Linked DNA regions of Homo sapiens: region 2 is linked to region 1. Evidence: read pairs that join two places in POLR2A ChIA-PET (ENCODE). Cell type or tissue: CD4-positive, alpha-beta T cell. All regions are shown on one strand. Links, peaks and the distances in the headings refer to the core of each region. The heading gives the core; the rest is flanking DNA.

Evidence for each region. Peaks named below come from ENCODE experiments on the same cell type or tissue, not always from the same donor. Only the 100,000 strongest peaks of a DNase experiment are listed, where the experiment ranks them.
Region 2: POLR2A ChIA-PET joins it to region 1 with 5 read pairs; 7 of 35 experiments call an interaction of 5 or more read pairs at or near these places.

Annotation. Positions count from the first base shown.
Region 1 is chr17:66,508,455-66,513,831 of GRCh38, reverse strand. All of the region lies in intron 3 of PRKCA (protein kinase C alpha), which reads right to left. Among named protein-coding and RNA genes, the nearest start is that of PRKCA-AS1, 94 kb to the right of the region's middle. In CD4-positive, alpha-beta T cell, for the core only: no CTCF peak of the experiment used is centred there; no DNase peak of the experiment used is centred there.
Region 2 is chr17:66,457,766-66,463,142 of GRCh38, reverse strand. All of the region lies in intron 2 of PRKCA (protein kinase C alpha), which reads right to left. Among named protein-coding and RNA genes, the nearest start is that of PRKCA-AS1, 44 kb to the right of the region's middle. RefSeq lists a silencer at 1-92. In CD4-positive, alpha-beta T cell, for the core only: no CTCF peak of the experiment used is centred there; a DNase peak (open chromatin) is centred at 3,192.

The DNA.
Region 1 (5,377 bases), core at 182-5,181:
CACTAACTCTGCTGTAGTGACAATCATGGCAATAACTTTATATTAAGCTTTTGCACCTAGCATCATATAAGCATTTTTCTATGTCTTTATAAGCATCATTCTTAATGGCTGCATGTATTTTATCACACTGATGCATCAATTTACTTAACAACACCCTACTGCTCACCAAGAATATTAGCAGAAAAAAATTAATGACTGCAGAGGACAATCTAAGAGAGGACACTGATCCCAAGTCGATATGCAGCCATAATATTCAAGGTTAGGATCCTATTAGATACAAATTATTCTCAAGGTTTTAAATTCAACATCTACTTCACTTATCCAGAATGGGCAACATTCAGAATCAAGTGGTTAAGTATTCTAGTTAAATAAGATTGACTGTATGCATTTTATTTTAAAATTAATTTTATAGGCTGCATATTCTAAACATTAAGATTAAGAAGAACACACCTTTTATTTGGAAGATGTCCGATCACACGGCAGGTCTCAGGCTTCACTGGCATGGCATCACAGTCATAGAAAGGAAAAAGTCTCTATTGATCTTAGGACATTTCCCTTTAGTTTTATTGTTAGAAGGAAACAAAAAACCCTATAAGATCTTTCATCTCCCTTGTGCAACTAAAATGCATTCACTCATCCAGCCAACAAATATTCACTGAGCACCTACCACACATCAGGCACCATTTTAGGTTAAACAGAAGAGTAAGATAACATCCTGCTCTCACGGTGCTTTCAAGTTGGTGGAAAGATACCCAATAATCAAGTAACAAATAAATTGTATGGTTTTAGATGATGACAGGGGGTTTGAAGTGCATAAAGTAATAGAAAATAATGAGGGGGACCAGGTGCGGCGGCTCACGCCTGCAATCCCAGAACTTTGGGAGGCAGAGGCAGGCAGGTCAACTGAGGCCAGGAGTTCTAGATCAGCCTGGCCAACATGGTGAAACCCTGTCTGTACTAAAAATACAAAAATTAGCCGGGCATGGTGGTGCACGCCTATAATCCCAGCCACTCAAGAGGCTGAGGCAGGAGAATTGCTCGAACCTGGGAGGTGGAAGTTGCAGTGAGCCAAGTTCATGACACTGCACTCCAGCCTGGGCCAGCTCAAAAATAATAATAACAAGGGGGGTATGATCTAAAAAGGCTCTCGAAGGAGGCAGTATTTCAGCGGAGTCTGAAATCGTACGAATGAGCATCATGAAGATTAGTTCTACAAAGAGGAACCGCCCAGGGCAGCAGCCCTGGGGTGCCAATGAGCTTGGGATGTTCTGGTCAGTGAGGTGTGCAGGAGCCAGATCACAATCATGATGGGCCTTGTGGACCAAGGGAAAGAAAGAAATACACACACACACACACACACACACACACACACACTTTTTTTGTTGTTGTTGGAGACAGGGTCTCACTCTGTCATCAAGGCTGAGTGCAGTGGTGTGATCTTGGCTCACTGCAACATCCGCCTCCCAGGTTCAAGCAATTCTCCTGCCTCAGCCACCTGAGTAGCTGAGATTACAGGTGGCTGCCAACAAGCCCAGTTAATTTTTATATTTTTAGTAGAGACGGGGTTTCACCATGTTGGCCAGGCTGGGTATACATATTTTTTATTCCAGTGGTTAAGAGGAGGGCACTGAAGGGTTCAGATGGAGTGACACAATGATTTGATCTGCCTGATATTAACACTTGCAAAACATCAGACTAGCTACTGTGGAGGGTAAACTGTAGGGGATGGGAATGGAAACCAGGAGCCAAGCTAGGAAGCTATTTGGCAAGCAGTGTATTTCTTCAGAGGCGCTACTGTGCTGGACTCTCTCATTGTCTGGCTGCCGGATGGACAGAAGTTCACTATCTGACAGCTGGGTACAGTAGCTCATGCCTGTAATCCCAGCACTTTGGAAGGCTGAGGGGGGTAGAACACCCGAGATCAGGAGTTCAAGACCACCCTGGCCAATATGGTGAAACCCTGTCTCCACTAAAAATACAAAAATAAGCCGAGTGTGGTGGTGTGCACCTGTAATCCCAGCTACTCAGGAGGCTGAGGCAGGAGAATTTCTTGAGCCTGGGAGGCAGAGGTTGCAGTGAGCCAAGATCACACCACTGCACTCCAGCCTGGGTGACAGAGCGAGACTCCATCTCAAAAAAAAAAAAAAAGTTCACTATATGAGAGAATGACCTGATTTGAGCACACGTGTCCAAACTGACAGCGAGCAGCAAATCCGCAAGCCCAAGCCCCTTTAATACCTAGGAATGTGATTCCTTCTTAAATATTCAGCCTACCATTTTTCTTCCCCGTCTAGTTTTACACATTAAGTTATTCCCAGTTACCAATTCTTAATGGGGAAAAAACAACGATTACGATGAATTACCTAAATCCTGGTGCATCATTCAAACTGAGCAAATGCAAAAGAGAGCAGCCCTGCCTTTCTAATTTTAAGACCTGCTGTATGAACTCCCCTTCTTTTTCAAGCTTCCTTGGTCTTTTGTGATTAATTTTAGTAACTGGAGAACAACCTGTTTAAGAACAAATGAGTCATAATACAAGCTTAATATCTAGAAACCTAAAATCACCCACCTCCACAGAGAAGATCATTTTCGAGTATGAAATTCTTATGTTTTAAACACTGATATCCCATGCTCATTCTACAAAGCTTCCTGCCTTGAAAAAGGGATGAGGAGGAATAGGCTTGGGACTTGGAAGTGCAGAAAGCTAGCAATAGGCGTACTGCTTTCCTAAAGGCATTCATCACAGGCATGTTTTATGACACGAAAAAAAATGCCTCACCTATTGTAAAGCAGTTATAATCTGTATGTTTTAAAATACGTTATTTGGGGAGCAGGGGTGGGCAGATCACCGGAGTACCGGAGTTCGAGACCAGCCTGGGCAACAAGGCAAAATCCCGTCTCTACAAAAAACACGAAAATTAGCCGGGCATGGTGGTGCACGCCTGTAGTCCCAGCTACTAGGGAAGCTGAGGTAGGAGAATTACCTGAGCCCAGGGAGGTTGATGTTGCAGTGAGCCATGATTGGGCCACTGCACTCCAGCTTGGGCGACAGAGTGAGACCCCATCTCAAAAAAAAATAATAAAATTAGTAAAATACATACTTTCCTACAGCAATCTCATAACAATTTCTCATGAACAAGAATAGTAAACTCTAAGATTTCTGAAGACAGTCTCTGTCCTGGCAAAGGCAGGCTATGTAAAGTCAGGAATATACCCAGAAAGGCAGTGATCAAATGGGAAAGAAATCAAAGGCTATTGATTCCTTAAGCTGTTAGCTCTCTCCATTTCTCCCTTTTGAATTGCAATTGGTTACAAACCTCTCTACATGATAAGCCATCACTTCAAGGATGATCACCCTAAAATACGCAGGTGACAAAACAAGTTTTGCCTTTCAATAAGCAGTTTTTCCTACCAACATTTAACCAAAAAATGCTCATGAGGTTAAGAGATTCTGGTCACACAGCAGGCACAGTTCAGTGGGCATCTTGCATAATTTCGTTAGGCTTAAACTTCAAGCACTGAAGAGTCCCTCAACACAAAAAACCTTTTCCCCCCGAAAACAAAATTCTCTTTCTAAAGATGGTAACTTGTAATCAGGAAGTGGCTGGTATTGATTCTGAGAGAATCGCAGGAAACATTTCACAGATATTCCACTCCTAGGAGTGTCCAAGGGAGAGAATACAGTCATGGGTTCTTAGTTTCTGTTTCTTGTTGGGCCAGTAAAGCCCCTTCCTCATCCCTCTTTTCTGCTTATCACTAGAGATAGAAACTAAAAAACATGGCTTCAGGTTGCCAAAAGTCTCAAACAAAACAAAACAGAACCACCACGACAACAAAATAAGGTGGGTTGGACAAGCTTGACTCAAGTCTATGAAATTATTTTCATTTTCTTTAGGGAATCAAAGACTTCATTTTTTTTTTCCATTCATTCGCTCTTTCAACAAACATTAATGATCACCTACTATAAGTCAGAGATCATACTAGGCATTGGGGATACAGAGATGAATAAGATTTACAGGAAAGAATTATAACCCAAACAAGTCTGCCTGTGGCAAATGGTTACACTAACGGCCCCAGTGACTCATACCCCCAGGTTCCACACCCTTCTGTGATAGTTAATTTTATGTGCCGACTTGACTGGGCCCCAGGTGCCCAGACATTTGGTCATACGTTATTCTGGGTGTTTACACAATGGTGTTTTTGTATGATACTAACATTTAGATCGGGAGGTTGAGCAAAGCAGACTGTCCTTCCTAGTGCAGGTGGATCTCATCCAATCTGTTGAAGGCCTGAATGGAACAAAAAGACTGCCTCTCCCTCCAAGTAAGAGAGGATTCTTCTTGCCTGAAGGCCTTGAGATTTGGTCACCAGCTTTTTCTTGCTCTTGGACTCAATCTAAAACATCAGCTCTTACTTCAGAGCTGATGTCTTAAGCTTGCCTGCCTTTGAGCTTGGACTGGAACTTACATCATCAGCTCTCCTGGCTCCCAGACCTTCAGAATCAGACTGGTGCTATCCCATTGGCTCTCCTGGGTCTCCAACTTGCCAGCTCACCCTGCAAATCTTGGGACTTGCCGGCCTCCATAATTGCATTGAGTCAACATCTTATATTAAATCTCTTTACACACACACACACACACACACACACACACATACACACACACACACGTTCCTTTTCTCTGGAGAACCCTGATTCATAAACCTTCACAGTGACTCTGGGCTTTGGCCAATGAAACACTGGGAAACACAGCGCCAGGGGAAGCCTATTAAGTGTGTGTACACTGAGGTGTTCCTTCTTGGAAAACTGCCACTCCCTTGTAAAAAACCTGCACTACCCTCCCAAGCTAATGTGGGGCAGACCTTAGGACTCCCTGGCCAGCAGCCACAGCTAACAGCCAGTGAGGCCGCTGTGAGTGACTCTGTACCAACCTTGGAAGATGATAAGCAAGAGAGTGCATAATCACATTAAAAAACAAAAACAACAACAACTGGAGTACCACGGGGTGGCAATATGAAAGACAGTTCATAGAGGAGAAACAGTCCAGAGTCAGTAAGACCAACTCACAGCACACAACAAGGCCTTCACAAAGACAGTGGCTATGGAGATGGAGAGGAAAGAGAGTTGAAAGCAGAACTCGTAGCACTTGGAAACCTATTAGGTGCGTGAAACAAAAAAAAGATGGAGACAACCAAGAAAATCCTGAGACTTCTGGCTTGGGATCCTGTGTGCAGAGGACAGCTGGGTGTTACACCATGATCAATCAGGGTGACATAAGCAATGGCTTGCAGGGTGGAAGAGATGCACGGAGAATAGGCAAGAGTGCTGGAATGCTGAGGACAGTGATGTACGTGGGTGGCATGACATCCCCAACATCAG
Region 2 (5,377 bases), core at 290-5,289, 51 kb after region 1:
TAACAGAGGACTAAGAGCGCACATATACCTCAAGAGCCCTAAGGCTGCCACAGGAGAGTAAACAACTCCACCCAGCACTGCTCCAGGCCGGGTAAGCCAACCTCTCTGGAGTCTGCAGGCTTACAATTGATTCTGGGGAAATAATTTATTATGATTGCCAGTCAGTGACTCATAAATGTGTGTGTGTGTGTGTGTGTGTGTGTGTGTGTGTGTGTGTTTGCATGTGTGCACGTGCATGTGTGTGCATGTCTTTGTAATTCTTCTTCCACATCCTTCAATTATTTTCTAAGCACCAACAGTAAACTTCTGGGCTACTTTTAATAAGAGATTCTTATTCTCTGCAGGAGGACATTTCATTCCTCTTAGCTATGACATATTCAACATTTTTATAGAAAGCAAAAACCATAGGTGGGAGGTAGGGGTGTTCGTGTTTTTGTAAATTGCCTCTAAAGAAGCTGCCACCATTGGTGGGGAAGACCTATATCATGGCTTACAAAAAAGTATCCTAAAATGGACATAAGCACTATTCATGTGCTTCAGTAGATTAAAAAAGATGGTTGGTGTCTTTTATCTATTTTGAGAAAGAAACAAATTTATACAATGAAAACGTTCACAGAAACTAGATGTAAGGTTGTAAAAATAAATAAGTACCTTGCTTTCTTATACAATAAGACATTCAAGTATTAGAAAAATGGAACTGCTACATGGGAAGTAATTATTATGTTAAGGCAAACTTTAGCTATTAGATGCCTTTTTTCTTCTCTCATTAAGCACAACCATCAACTTTTCATGAGCGGGCCCACTGGCTGCTGTCTGGAATGAAGAATCCTATGTTGCTTTCCAGCCTCACATTTCCCCTTTGTGTACTACAAAATAGGAGCTGTTTCATTAGAAACATAAAACAATGAGGAAGAAGCTGTTATTGACAAACTGGGTTTGGCCTTGTGCACTGATCTCAGAAACCGCAGAGCACCAGCCAGCTTCCATCCATGAAGGGATTTGTCTGTCCAACTTGAGTTCAAACAGAGGGAAGCAGACCCGACGTTTAAAAGAATATATCACACACCCTCTGCCCACAACCAAGGTCTCATCTTAGAAGTGATGAAAATAGAGGGTCAAAAAAGAAAAAACTAGACACTGTTCACGGAAACAGGAAACACCTCAATGACATCCCATAGAAGCATGCTCGGTAGTTAGGAACCCCAGTCTCCTCCTCGGTAGTTAGGAACCCCAGTCTCCTCCTCGGTAGTTAGGAACCCCAGTCTCCTCCTCGATAGTTAGGAACCCCAGTGCCTATACACCCATTATCTCAGGGGTCAATTATTTCAATTACTTCACACTCCAGCTGCCAATTAACTCATGGGCCACCATGAAACCCACAGAATGCCTCTATGCCAAGAAGGTTCTCAAGTATCTGCTATCATAATATAAACCTAAGTGCCCAGTGAATACTGTTTTTCTATTACAAATTGATCTTTGGATACATTTCCCCAGAAAATGTTACATCATTTTTACCACTTAGTGCCTACCTAGCACGCGAGCTCTCTGAGCTTCACTTGCTGCAACACAAAATAAGCACAGAATTAGGAGATAACTAGGGGAATTATCATAGCACTGAAATCTGAGGTCATTTCCTCATTTTTGAATACTGGAAAATGAAGGATATTTGAAACTGTTCACCACAACTCAGGTGACACGGGCACTCCACTATAGAACATCTCACTATTGCTAAAAATTACATACCTGTGCTTAAATGTGCCAATGACATATGCTGGTTGAGACTGATCAAAACAAGTCTGGAAGAAGTCTGGTTAGAAGAACAGGTTTTTTTACATACAGATAACATGTTAGCAACTTGAATATTAAATTTGGCACATGAACTTTTAAAAGTATTAGGATTGGGATGTGATTTTCTTTTCTTTTTTTTTTTTTTTTTTGAGATGGGGTCTCATTTTTTCACCCAGCCTGGAGTGCAGTGACGTGAACATAGCGTACCGCAGCCTCGAATTCCTGGGCTCAAGCAATTCTCCTGCCTCATTCCCCTGAGTAGCTGGAACTACAGGCGTGTACTATCACACCCGGCTAATCTTTGTATTTTTTGTAGAGATGGGGTTTTGCCTTGTCGCCCAGGCTGGTCTCCAACTCCTGGGCTCAAATGATCCACCCGCCTCAACCTCCCAAAGTGCTGGGATTACAGGCGTGAGCCATCATGCCCATCTGGGATGTGCTTTTCTAAGGAAGAAACAGACACAACAAGACAACCTCAGAGAAGGTGGCTCCACATACTGATGTTTTATAAACCTGTGTCTGCGACCAACCTCTGGGGTAGGAGCTGGGACACCTGAAGTCTTCAGTCCCCGCTTTGCTAGCCTTACCGTTTCCTGCCTGTCAAATAATGGGGACGCAGTTCTGCTTCCACAGCAAAGGAGACACTAAGCTGCTGGTCTGCCCCATCAGCTGGCAGGTTGGCACAAAACCCAGCAACATTCAAAGGTGCAATTCAGCTGGTTCTCCAACTAGGAGGGCAAGACAAGGTTTTATCCCACTAAAACGTAATGAGCAGCAGAGGCCAGCTATAGAGTGATTTTAGTTCTTCTCCCTGTCTGCACTGCTGCAATTCGGAAAAAATAAAAACGCACAAAACACCAAAAAAGTAGTGTGAGAAATGGGGGTAAAGGATGAAAGGGGTGGACTTACAGGAGGTGGCACGCCTTCGCTTATCAACCCTGGATATTAAGTATGCCTTTTCCCCCCTCTATCAAATGCAAACCCTTTCACATACTTTGAGTTTTAAAACTAGTTAAAATCTGAAGGAGCTATTTTTAAAATATACATAATCATATAGTAATAGTAAGAACCACGACTTCAGCCATATGGATCATACACACACAGCCCACATACCATTCAACTCTGCTAGGCACTTCTAAGTCCACGGGCAATGACCTTCATAGATTTCATAGGCGGAATTCAATACCTTGCGTAATAATTGAAGTTACAAATGCCCAGTCCGTTAGACTTACTTAGAAAAAAACAACACAACTCTGTGGGCTTCCTATTTCAAAAGCTGTGTGGGCAAGGAGCAGAAAGCAAAGGTTAATTTTGCAAAAGAAATCAACTTTGCAAGAAAGGCTTGCATCCAGTGAGCGGGATGGAAAACTGCTTTCATGAATGATTCATCCTTCGAGACTGCGGATGGATTACTCAAGGCCTGCTGATGTGGCCCTTCCTGCACATGTACCATGTAACCCTGACAAACACCAGCTGGGAGGCCACATCCCTTCTCACTTGGAAGTACTAAAAAATAAAAATAAAAATAAAAGTAAAAAGATCAGAAAGCAGTAGAGAGTGATACTTACGCACTGAACGAAAAAGAGCAACAATGCCCCAAAATAATTACTTACTTAAAAGCACCCCCGATGGAGTCGGGTCTATAAACACAGTAACGATAAAGAGAAAAGCCTCCCAGTGTGCAACCATGGGTCTCTCTTTGCTGCTTAATAACAGCAAGGAAGAACTGGACATAGAACTTAGCTCTCAAATCAAGCGGAATCTCATTTATCTGGCACTTTTAGAGAGCAAGGTGTTCCACCAGAAGAATTTTCCAGAAAATAGAAATTTGCCCCACATTTACAAAACTTTAAAAATAATTCTAACCATTCATATTTCTGAGGGATTCTACTATATACTTTTTTACCTTCTTCAACGGAGGTAGAGAATCTAATTTGATCTTTCAGTGCGTATTCATCATGTGTTTTGTTTTGTTGTTGTTATCGTAGTTCCGTCATCCAGGCTGGAGTGCAATAACATGATCATGGCTCCGTGCAGCCTCAACTTCCCAGGCTCAATTGATCCTCCTGCCTCAGCCTCCTGAGTAGCTGGGACTACAGGTGTGTACCACCACCTCCAGCTAATTTTTGTATTTTTTTTTTTTTTTTTGAGACAGGGATTTGCCAGATGGCCCAGGCTGGACTTGAACTCCTGGGCTGAAGCAATCCACCCACCTCAATCTCCCAAAGTGTTAGGATTACAGGCGTAAGCCAGTGTGCTCAATCATTATCCCTTTTTTTTTTACTTAACAATACCTGAGTGTGTTCCTTAGTGGTTCAAATCCCAACTCCATTACTTCATAGCAGGGTAAACTTAATCAAGTTACTTTACCTCCCTCAGCCTCTACGTTCCCATCTGTAAAATGGGGATAACATGCACCATGTCAAGTGGTTGGCACACAGTTAGCATTTAACAAATGTTACTTCTCTCCTTCCCCCTTTTGCCTTTGCTTTCTCCAATGACGTACTGGGAAGGTCGGTAACCAAATGTGTAAGGAATATTACAGTAAGACAATTCTCAGAAGATTCTGAAAGGGGCAGGGCACGGTGGCTCACGCCTGTAATCCCAGCAGTTTAGGAGGCTGAGGTGGGCGGACCACCTGAGCTCAGGAGTTTGAGACCAACCTGGCCAACATGGTGAAACCCCACCTCTACTAAAAATACAAAAATTAGCTGGGCGTGGTGGTGCATGCCTGTAGTCTCAGCTACTTGGGAGGCTGAAGCAAGAGGATTGCTTGAGCCCAGGAAGTGGAGGTTGTAGTGAGCTGAGAGTGCACCACTACACTCCAGCCTGGGCGACAGAATAGAAACCCCGTCTCAAAAAAAAAAAGGAAAATAAAGAGATAAAAAAGAAGACAAACCTGAAAGGATCTTCAAGGCACCCTAGCAGTGTTGCATATTCTACTGGGGGGTCTTAAGACCCCTGTGTCCATTTTTGTTTAACTCCAGCGTCTAGGCTGTGTTCCAGGAAGCTGTAGACTTTTTGTACCTTACTTCAAGGTTTTAGATATAACTTTATTTCAATGGCCTAAATAGAAAGCAGATTAATTGACATAGCAACTACAAGATCCTGACAAAAGAAGGAATGCCTCACTGGCTGATTCTGCGAAATAGGCTTTCTTTCATGTTCCAATAATAACTCAACTTTTAAAAATTAAAATCAGTATACCCTCATCCACTAAGTGGTTTAGAGCTCTCACTTACACTGCCTAGTTTGGGAAACTGCTACTTACACAACATGACTTTGTGAAGGTCATACTCCTTATGTCAGGTTGCTTGCTCCAAACCAATTTGGTGGGTGGGAGATGACGGAGATTCTGATATACAAAAAGAGCCCATGAGGATATCAGGCTTCATTTTTCTACTCTGTAAAGATTGAGGTCTGCAGGAGTACAGCAGGTGACCCCAGCAGCACACTCAGCTAGTGATCATGGCTGTAGTAGTCCGTTCTCATGCTGCTAAAAAAGACATACCTAAGACTGGGTCATTTATAAAAGAAGAGGTTTAATTGACTCACAGTTCCGCAGGGCTGAGGAGGCCTCAGGAAACTT